Linked DNA regions of Homo sapiens: region 2 is linked to region 1. A link is a contact called in ENCODE Hi-C or POLR2A ChIA-PET data. All regions are on one chromosome and are shown on one strand. Each heading gives the region's core, a stretch centred on a gene start or an enhancer-like site at or near the end of the contact. The rest is flanking DNA. Distances are from core to core; before and after follow the strand shown.

Region 1 (4,079 bases), core at 1,063-3,562:
CCAGGGTACAAAAGGCAGCAGCAGAATTCAAGGTTAGAGGGTCCCAAACTTTCTCAGGCCACACGGTCCTTAGGGTTTCAGTAATTTTTTTCATGGTACTTAGGCCAAAATAAATACCTCACAGTTCCAATTAAGTACGTAGTTAGGGCCAAACAACTTAATCATTACTTATGTCCTGTCAACTCAGTGTCTGCTGGGCACTGCCCAACTTCCCAAACCCTGGAATCAGACTGGACGCCACCAATTCCATTTCCAGTTCCACACTGATTTAAGAGATACTTGCTTTTTTATAAAACAAATATTTCTATTGATGCATGATAGATGTACATAAATACTTGTGTTTTATCGCGGCAATTGCCCAAAAGCCAGCTTTGTAGGCTTATGACATCATTGAAAAGAACTACAGGAATCTCATGAAACAGGCAACTACTTCAAACTGTAGTTTGCACTGTGTCCGACAGATGTCGCTCCTTCCCCCTAAAATTTAAAATAGCCTTCTTTGCCAGGTCAACTTGGCACTAAGCATGAGGACTCAGATCTCAGTCCAAGCATCACTCCAGAGCCAAAGCCATCTCCAAGAGAAACCATACATAATGGATTTTTTAATTTGTTTTTGATTCCTTTATTGAGTAAGTCTCTTCTTAGTGGTACGATCTCAAAGCTGGTCAGCTGGATTTTATTGATGAGATAAGACAATGGCTTAAAGTAGAGGTTTCAACTCCTAACTGACAGCTATCATTAATTGTAGGATCTCATTTGTTATTCACAACAGCACTTATATCTTAGGTTTTATGTTGTAACTGAGGAAACTGAGGCTTAGAAACAATAAGCAGCTATCTCTAACTTCTGTCAGAGCCAAAAGTGCCTTAGCTGGCGGCTGAACCCAGCCTAACTCCAACACTGGCTGCATTCCACCAAGCTGTCTCATAATTTCTGAATTGACTAATCTCCAGCCAACATATGAGATTACTCCAGAATCTCTAAAATTTTACCTTTTCAATCAAGAAAGACACTAGCTAATGATTAAATGCAATGATACTCAAGTAGTAGGGTCATTTACAGAAAAATTCATGAGTTACATAGCTGTTCATAAACTAGGGGACGAAAATCCATTTGCAATTTGTTAATATTCTCAGAAAGAGATTAACCAATTAAAAAAATGCTTCCTTTGGGTAAGAGATATGTAAATATTTGGGGTTTTTTTTTTTTGGTTTGTGTGTCATTTGAGACAAGGTCTCACTATGTCACCTAGGCTGGAGTGCAGTGGTGCAATCATGTCTCACTGCAGCCTTGACCTTCTGGGTTCAGGTGATCTTCCCACCTCAGCTTCCCAAATAGTTGGGACTATAGGCACGCACCACTACACCCAGCTAATTTTTGCATTTATTTATTTATTTTTTTTGTAGAGACAGGGTTTTGCCATGTTGCCCAGGCTATTTGTATTTTAAATGGGAAAAAATAAAGCAAAGAACTCTAACCCTATGAAGCATGTAGTTCTTTAAATCCAAGTAAATCAGTAGGGTAAACAGTAAAAACTGTTCATGATAGTTACGTCTTTTTTTTCTTTTTTTTTTTTTTTTTTGAGACAGAGTCTCATTCTGTCACCCAGGCTGGAGTGCAGCGGCATGATCTCGGCTCACTGCAACGTCCACCTCCCAGGTTCAAGCGATTCTCTTGCCTCAGCCTCCCAAGCAGCTGGGACTACAGGTGCGTACCACCACACCCAGCTAATTGTTTGTATTTTTAGTAGAGACAGGGTTTCACCATGTTGGCCAGGCTAGTCTCAAATTCCTGGCCTTAAGTGATCCAACTGCCTCGGCCTCCAAAAGTGCTAAGATGACAAGCATAAGCCACCGCACCCAGCCCGTTTACGATACTTATATCTAAGTGGTGGCATTAATCATGATACTTTTTTGTTCAATCTGTAATTTCTAAATTCTCAACAATAAAGGTATCTTGTTTTATAAAGAACAGTCCATTTGTTCCTTTTTCTAAAACTCTTGATTTATTCTGAGTTTTTTTTAATGGGGGCCATGTATGCTAAAGAGTAGATGTACCAAGAAATGTATTTATTTTCCACATTGTCCCCATGTGCACTTTTATTAATAACAACAATAACAAAAGATAGTAAAGAAATTTACTTTGGACAGAACTATAGCTTAATTCTTTTAGAGACTGAAAGAAAATATATTGCAGGCCTCCAAGTGGCCACAAATTTATCCTCACAGTGGCCACCAGGGGTCCTTACCCAGATGCCTCGTCCAAGTCACTCACCACAGTAGGAAGCTGCAAGGCCTGGCCAGTTCTTGTGCAGCCATGACTGGTTTTGTGTAAATACTATCTTTCTCTCTCTTTGATTCAAGCAGTTCACTGGAATGACTAGAAAGCCTCCTTGTACAAAGTCACAATATACAGTTTCAGAGAAAAGAGAATGTTCTTGTGCAGCAGTTTTAAAGGGCATTATTTTAAGGCCGGGTGCTTAATCCCTGTAATCCCCAGTGCTTTGGGAAGCCAAGGATCACTTGAGCCCAAGAGTTCAAGACCAGCCTGGGCAACATAGCAAGATCCTGTCTGTATAAAAATAAAAATACAATACAATACAATACAATAAAATGCATTAGAGCCCATATCCCAAAATTGTGATTGAGCAGATCTGGGATGGGACCAAGGATGCCGCATGTTCCACAGCTCCCCAGGTGATGAAGATGTGCAGCCCGAGGTGAGAACTACTCCCTACTATTAACAGACGGCACCAGCACGCTCCACGGCATAGGGAACAATTCAGACTGCTGTTTCCATTCCCAACTTACCATCATCACCATGAAATAGAAAAGAACCCAAACGTCAGCCTTGGTTACTTAGTCAACACGAGATAATATGATGTGAATAGTAATAATGGGCCAATAAATATTTCAATTGCAAACTGGATAAATCTACCAATCCTGTGCTAACATAAGAATTTTAATTTCCCTAAATAATTCTTGGATTCCTCAGATTTTGATTCCGTTTCTGTGGAACCATAAACCAGTTTAGGAGCAAAGTCATGAGCATCCATATACAGTCATGGGTATTTCAATTCTGAACCTTAATAAAACCATAAAAGTCAGCTCTGCCGTTATAAACTCCACTTACCTTTGCTGTTTCATAATAGAGTCAAAACCGATAGTCTCCACAGGTTTATTTCCAATTGTAACAATTTGCTCTTTTCTATCTTCCTCTGGTCCATCTTCTAACACATAGCGGTTCTTAATTGCAGTAAGAAAGTCTGTTCCAAAATTTACCTTGTTCGGACGAATAAAGGATCCTCCTGTCGGGTGCCTGGTAAAGAAGAGCAAATGAAACACAGAAAATATTACCCACCAAGAAAGGCCATAAATACAATTTTCTGAAGGTCTTCAAAAATTTCTACATGCTAAAAAATCAAAATTAGCATAAAAGAGAATATCACATACTAAAATAATATATAATCAGTATGATTGACCATAAAGGGTTATGATCTTATGCAAGCATGTTAAATCCCTTTAAATAAACTAACAAGTAATATGAAACTGACAATTCACATTAGAAAAAACAGAAGTATTAAATCCATGGGGGTGGCCAGGCACGGTGGCTCATGACTGTAATCCCAGCACTTTGGGAGGCCAAGGCAGGAGGACCACCTGAGGTCAGGAGTTCAAGACCAGCCTGGCCAACATGGCGAAACCCCCATCTCTACTAAAAATACAAAAATTAGTCCAGCGTGGTGGTGCACACCTGTAGTCCCAGCTACTAGGGAGGCTAAGGCGGGAGAATTGTTTGAACTCGGGAAGTGGAGGTTGCAGTGAGCCAAGATCATGCCACTGCACTCCAGCCTGGGTGACAGAGCAAGACTCCATCTAAAAAAAAAAAAAAAAAAAAAAAAATCGTAGGTGGATTATATACAAAATCATTTATTTATTTATTTACTTATTTATTTTTTATTTTGGTAACAGAGAGAGACCTTGTCACTTAAAAAAAAAGAAGAAACAGTGAACTCTATAAATTGATCAAAATTGTATTATAAACACTATTTCAGCTTACGATCATTACTTTTTTTCTTT
Region 2 (4,079 bases), core at 624-3,123, 120 kb after region 1:
ACTTAAATTGTTCTGATTGTAGTATTAACTGTGATTAGGTGTTGATGAAAGAGATATGGAGTTCTAATTAAGTAAAATGAAGATCTCAAATAAAATTGAAGTAGAATGAAACGCTATATGTAAATACAATTCTGCTAAACAAATATTTAACTGTGGATAGGCACAGTGACTTTATAATGCAGATAGTCATTTTCATATATATGGATATATATAAATATACATTATATTCATATATATGGATATATATAAATATACATTGTATTCATATATATGGATATATATAAATATACGTTATATTCATATATATGGATATATATAAATATACGTTATATTCATATATATGGATATATATAATGTAATACGGTAATTGATTTTTAGACTAAATATATAAGTTGAAACATAACATTTTCTAATTTTTGGAAAATTAGTGGTGTTAATTCTGGAGACTAGTAAAAATAAATGATTAGAGACGAATACACTTCATGGTAACAAACATGCTGGTGATACAGCTTTAAAACTTTATGGAAATTTACAACATACAAAAATAAAGTTCACTGATGTTTTACATATTCATGGCCTAGCATCACCAGTTGCCAATATTTTGCCATCTTGGTATTATCTGTTTCACTCTGCTGCCCCTCTTCTCTCCTTTCTCCCTCACCATGTAGCATTTTAAAGCAAATTCCAGATATCATTTCACCCATATGTATTTCGGTATGTATCTCTGACACACTTGAACTTTCCTTTCATAGTACAACTGTCATACCATTGTCACAATGAATAACATTAACATTAATTCCTTAATGGCATCTGGTAGCAAGAACATGTTCAGATTAGCCTGTCTCTAAAATGTCTTTGCAATTTGTTCGTTTACATTAGGACCCAAATAAAGTCTTCATATTGCAGTTGGAAGATACGGTTCTAAATGGTCTCTTAAATCTCCACCCTTTTCATGCCCTTTATTTGATGAAGAAACTGTTATTTAACCTGTAGAATTTCCCACATTCTGTTTGGCTGATTACATCTTTGTGGTTTGGTTTAACCCCTGTAATTTCCTGTAAACTGAACATTCGTTCTAGAGGGTATTTTTTTTTGGTGAGCATTGTTTATAAGAGGTGCTGTATTCTTTCTATTAGTTACCATCATGAGGTTGGTTCACTTTCAGTATTGCTGGGATTGGTCAGTGGTTTTAGATTATGTTGGCTTGATCTATCCTTTATAAAGTTCTTATCAACTTTCACACAAAGGTTTTCGCAGCATCTGAGGATTGTTGACTAGATCCATTATATAAGGATTGCAAAACGGTGATTTTGGAATTATATCACTCCTACATTTATTAGTTGAAATTCTTTTGTAAAGAAAACTTTTATTTCATGTATTTACTGTCTTTAAAATCTAGAAGTGGAGGCTATAAAAATTTAATTCCTCTCCCACCTCGTTTTGCCAGTTTTTATAATAATGAGTTGGTGTCCTAGGAACCCACTAAAACGACCAGTAAATTTTTCTTCTTTCTTTTATTATTTTTAGTGTTAGGGATTTTTATGTATGTGATGTGTTTTAATCCATTGTAGTTGCTGTTTTTCATGTTTCAATTGTCTCATCTTTGGCCAGTTGGAACCCCTTCAGATGGGTTCCTGTGTTCTTTTGAATATTGTCCCATCGGTTTTCAATAACTTACTCTCTTTCTGGCACAAGGGATATCAGGTTCACTTTGTACATTTCCTGCTCCGCATCTGGAATCAGCTATTTCTTTAAGGAACCCTGGTTGCTGAGACATTAATGACATCAAATATATATATAAAAAGAAAAGAACAAGTAGCCCTGGTTTTCTCAAGTGGGAAATGGTTTTTAGAGATCACAATCAGGGTGTTAAGGGTGCTCATTGCTGCTGGGTTGGTCATGACTTCTATGGTTTTTTAGTATTTAGATACAGGAAGTACTCTCTCCCTTCCTTCCCTCCCTCCTTCCTCCCTTCCTTCCTTCCTTCCTTCCTTCCTTCCTTCCTTCCTTCCTTCCTCCTTTTTTTTTTTTTTAATTAGAGTAAATTATGGCTGGGTGAGGTGGCTCACTCCTGTAACCTAAGCACTCTGGGAGGCTGAGGTGGGCGGATCACTTGAGCCCAGGAGTTCGAGACTAGCCTGGGCAACATGGCAAAACCCTGTCTCTACAAAAAGCTCAAAAAAATTAGCCAGGCATGGTGGTGTGTGCCTATAGTCCCAACTACTTGGGAAGATCACCCGAGCCTGGAGGTCAAGGCTGCAGTGAGTTGAGATTGTGCCACTGCACCCTAGCCTGGGTGATAGAGTGAGACCCTGTCTCAAAAAAAAAGAGAAGAATAAATTTTCAATTCATACTGATATTTCCAGTTTTCATGAAAAATTACAGAGGTTTTGTTTAACTTATTTTATGATTTATTTATTTATTTTATGGTGAAAAATATGTCTATTTAGTGTTAGCCAGCTGGGCTCACTTTAGATGATCCCAATTTTGTTGGCAACGTCATCATAGTCAGGAACCGGTAGAACATGGGCCTTCTTTCCATCAGGCCTGATCAGGGTGTTGATATTGGCCATGTCAGTGCCACAGAGCTTTTTCTTAGCCTGTTTGATCTGGTATTTGTTGGCCTTGACATCCACAGTGAACACAAGAATGTTGTTGACTTTCTGTTCTTTTCATGGCTGACTCAGTGGTCAGGGGAAACTTGATAGCATAGTGGTCAAGCTGGTTTCTCCTGGACTGGACCAGTCTTCCAAGGATATTTGGGCTGCCTCCAGAACAGCAGCAGTGTTTTGGGCTGTCCTTAGGTGGGTGACGTGAAGATCTTCTCTTTTTTGTGTGGCTGTGGATACGGATACCTTTCAGCACTGCTGTTTTGGCCTTTAGAGCCTTTGGTTTGGCTTTGACGTTGGGAGAGCAGGGGCTTCCCTCTTTGCCTGTGATGCCTTCTTGATGAGTACAGCCATGTAACTTCTTTTATAGTTGTGTCTTTTTTTTTTTTTGGGACGTAGTCTCGCTCTGTTGTCCAGGCTGGAGTGCAGTGGCGTGATCTTGGCTCACCGCAACCTCCACCTCCCAGGTTCAAGCGATTCCCCTGCCTCAGCCTCCCGAGTAGCTGGGATTATAGGCACCCTCCACCATGCCTGGCTAATTTTTGTATTTTTAGTAGAGTCAGGGTTTCACTATATTGGCCAGGCTGATCTCGAACTCCTGACCTCCGGATCCGCCTGCCTTGGCCTCCCAAAGTGCTGGGATTACAGGCGTGAGCCTCCGTGCCTGGCCTTTTTTTTTTTTAAATTGAGATGGAGTCTTGCTTTGTCCCCCCGCAGGCTAGAGTGCAGTGGCATGATCTCGGCTCACTACAACCTCTGCCTCCCAGGTTCAAGCAATTCTCCTGCCTTAGCATCCCAAGTAGCTGGGATTACAGGCACGTGCCACCATGCCTGGCTAATTTTTGTATTATTATTAGAGACCAGGTTTTGCCATGTTGGCCAGGCCGGTCTCGAACTCTGGACCTCAAGTGATCTACCTGCCTTAGCCTCCCAAAGTGGTGGGATTACAGGCGTGAGCCACTATGCCCGGCCTATATCATTTTTTATCTTATGCTAAAAATGTTGGTTCCTAACAACATTAACATTATATTATACATATAACACATATTAGCTTTGAGATAACAATACCATAATGTAGTTTGAGATTCCTTTGTCTGTCTATTTACATCCTTAGGCTGTATTCCAGTAGGGATGTAAGCTCAGAATACTTTTTAAATGAAAATAAAATTTTATAAATTTTAATAAAAAATAATATTTTAAATAAATATTAATATTTAAGATACTTGAAATAATAATTCTCTGTGTATTTATGTCAGCAGTTGAAAATAGAACATTTACTTCAGTTTGGTTTTGGTTTCTAAGGAGTGCTGTTTTTTCCTTTTCAATTTTTTTGATGTAAAATATTTACATGGTTTCAAAATGTTGAGCATATTTTTAAAAAGATATGGCTGGGCACGGTGGCTTGCGCCTGTAACCCCAGCAATTTGGGAGGCTGAGGCGGGCGGATAACTTGAGGTCAGGAGTTCAAGA

What was found. A loop is a pair of places that touch in the nucleus more often than their neighbours do. ChIA-PET counts read pairs that join two places held with the same protein, here RNA polymerase II (POLR2A). Pooled maps may share reads with other maps.
Region 2: a pooled map shows a loop between it and region 1 (2.3-fold over the local background). The contact joins two enhancer-like sites. A Hi-C loop is called at or near these places in 3 of 50 pooled maps. POLR2A ChIA-PET finds 5 or more read pairs at or near these places in 8 of 52 experiments (AG04450, BJ, H1 and 4 more).

The regions. Positions count from the first base shown.
Region 1 is chr1:235,413,672-235,417,750 of GRCh38, reverse strand. TBCE (tubulin folding cofactor E) reads right to left here. Exons shown (of 17, transcript NM_003193.5): 4 at 3,133-3,318. Among named protein-coding and RNA genes, the nearest start is that of TBCE, 48 kb to the right of the region's middle. Within about 2 kb of position 2,312, at least 3 of the 41 ENCODE cell types and tissues checked have a DNase peak (open chromatin) inside an H3K27ac peak, as active enhancers do.
Region 2 is chr1:235,294,730-235,298,808 of GRCh38, reverse strand. The region is part of intron 2 of ARID4B (AT-rich interaction domain 4B); the gene reads left to right. It also overlaps the pseudogene RPL23AP23. Among named protein-coding and RNA genes, the nearest start is that of ARID4B, 31 kb to the left of the region's middle. Within about 2 kb of position 1,873, at least 8 of the 41 ENCODE cell types and tissues checked have a DNase peak (open chromatin) inside an H3K27ac peak, as active enhancers do.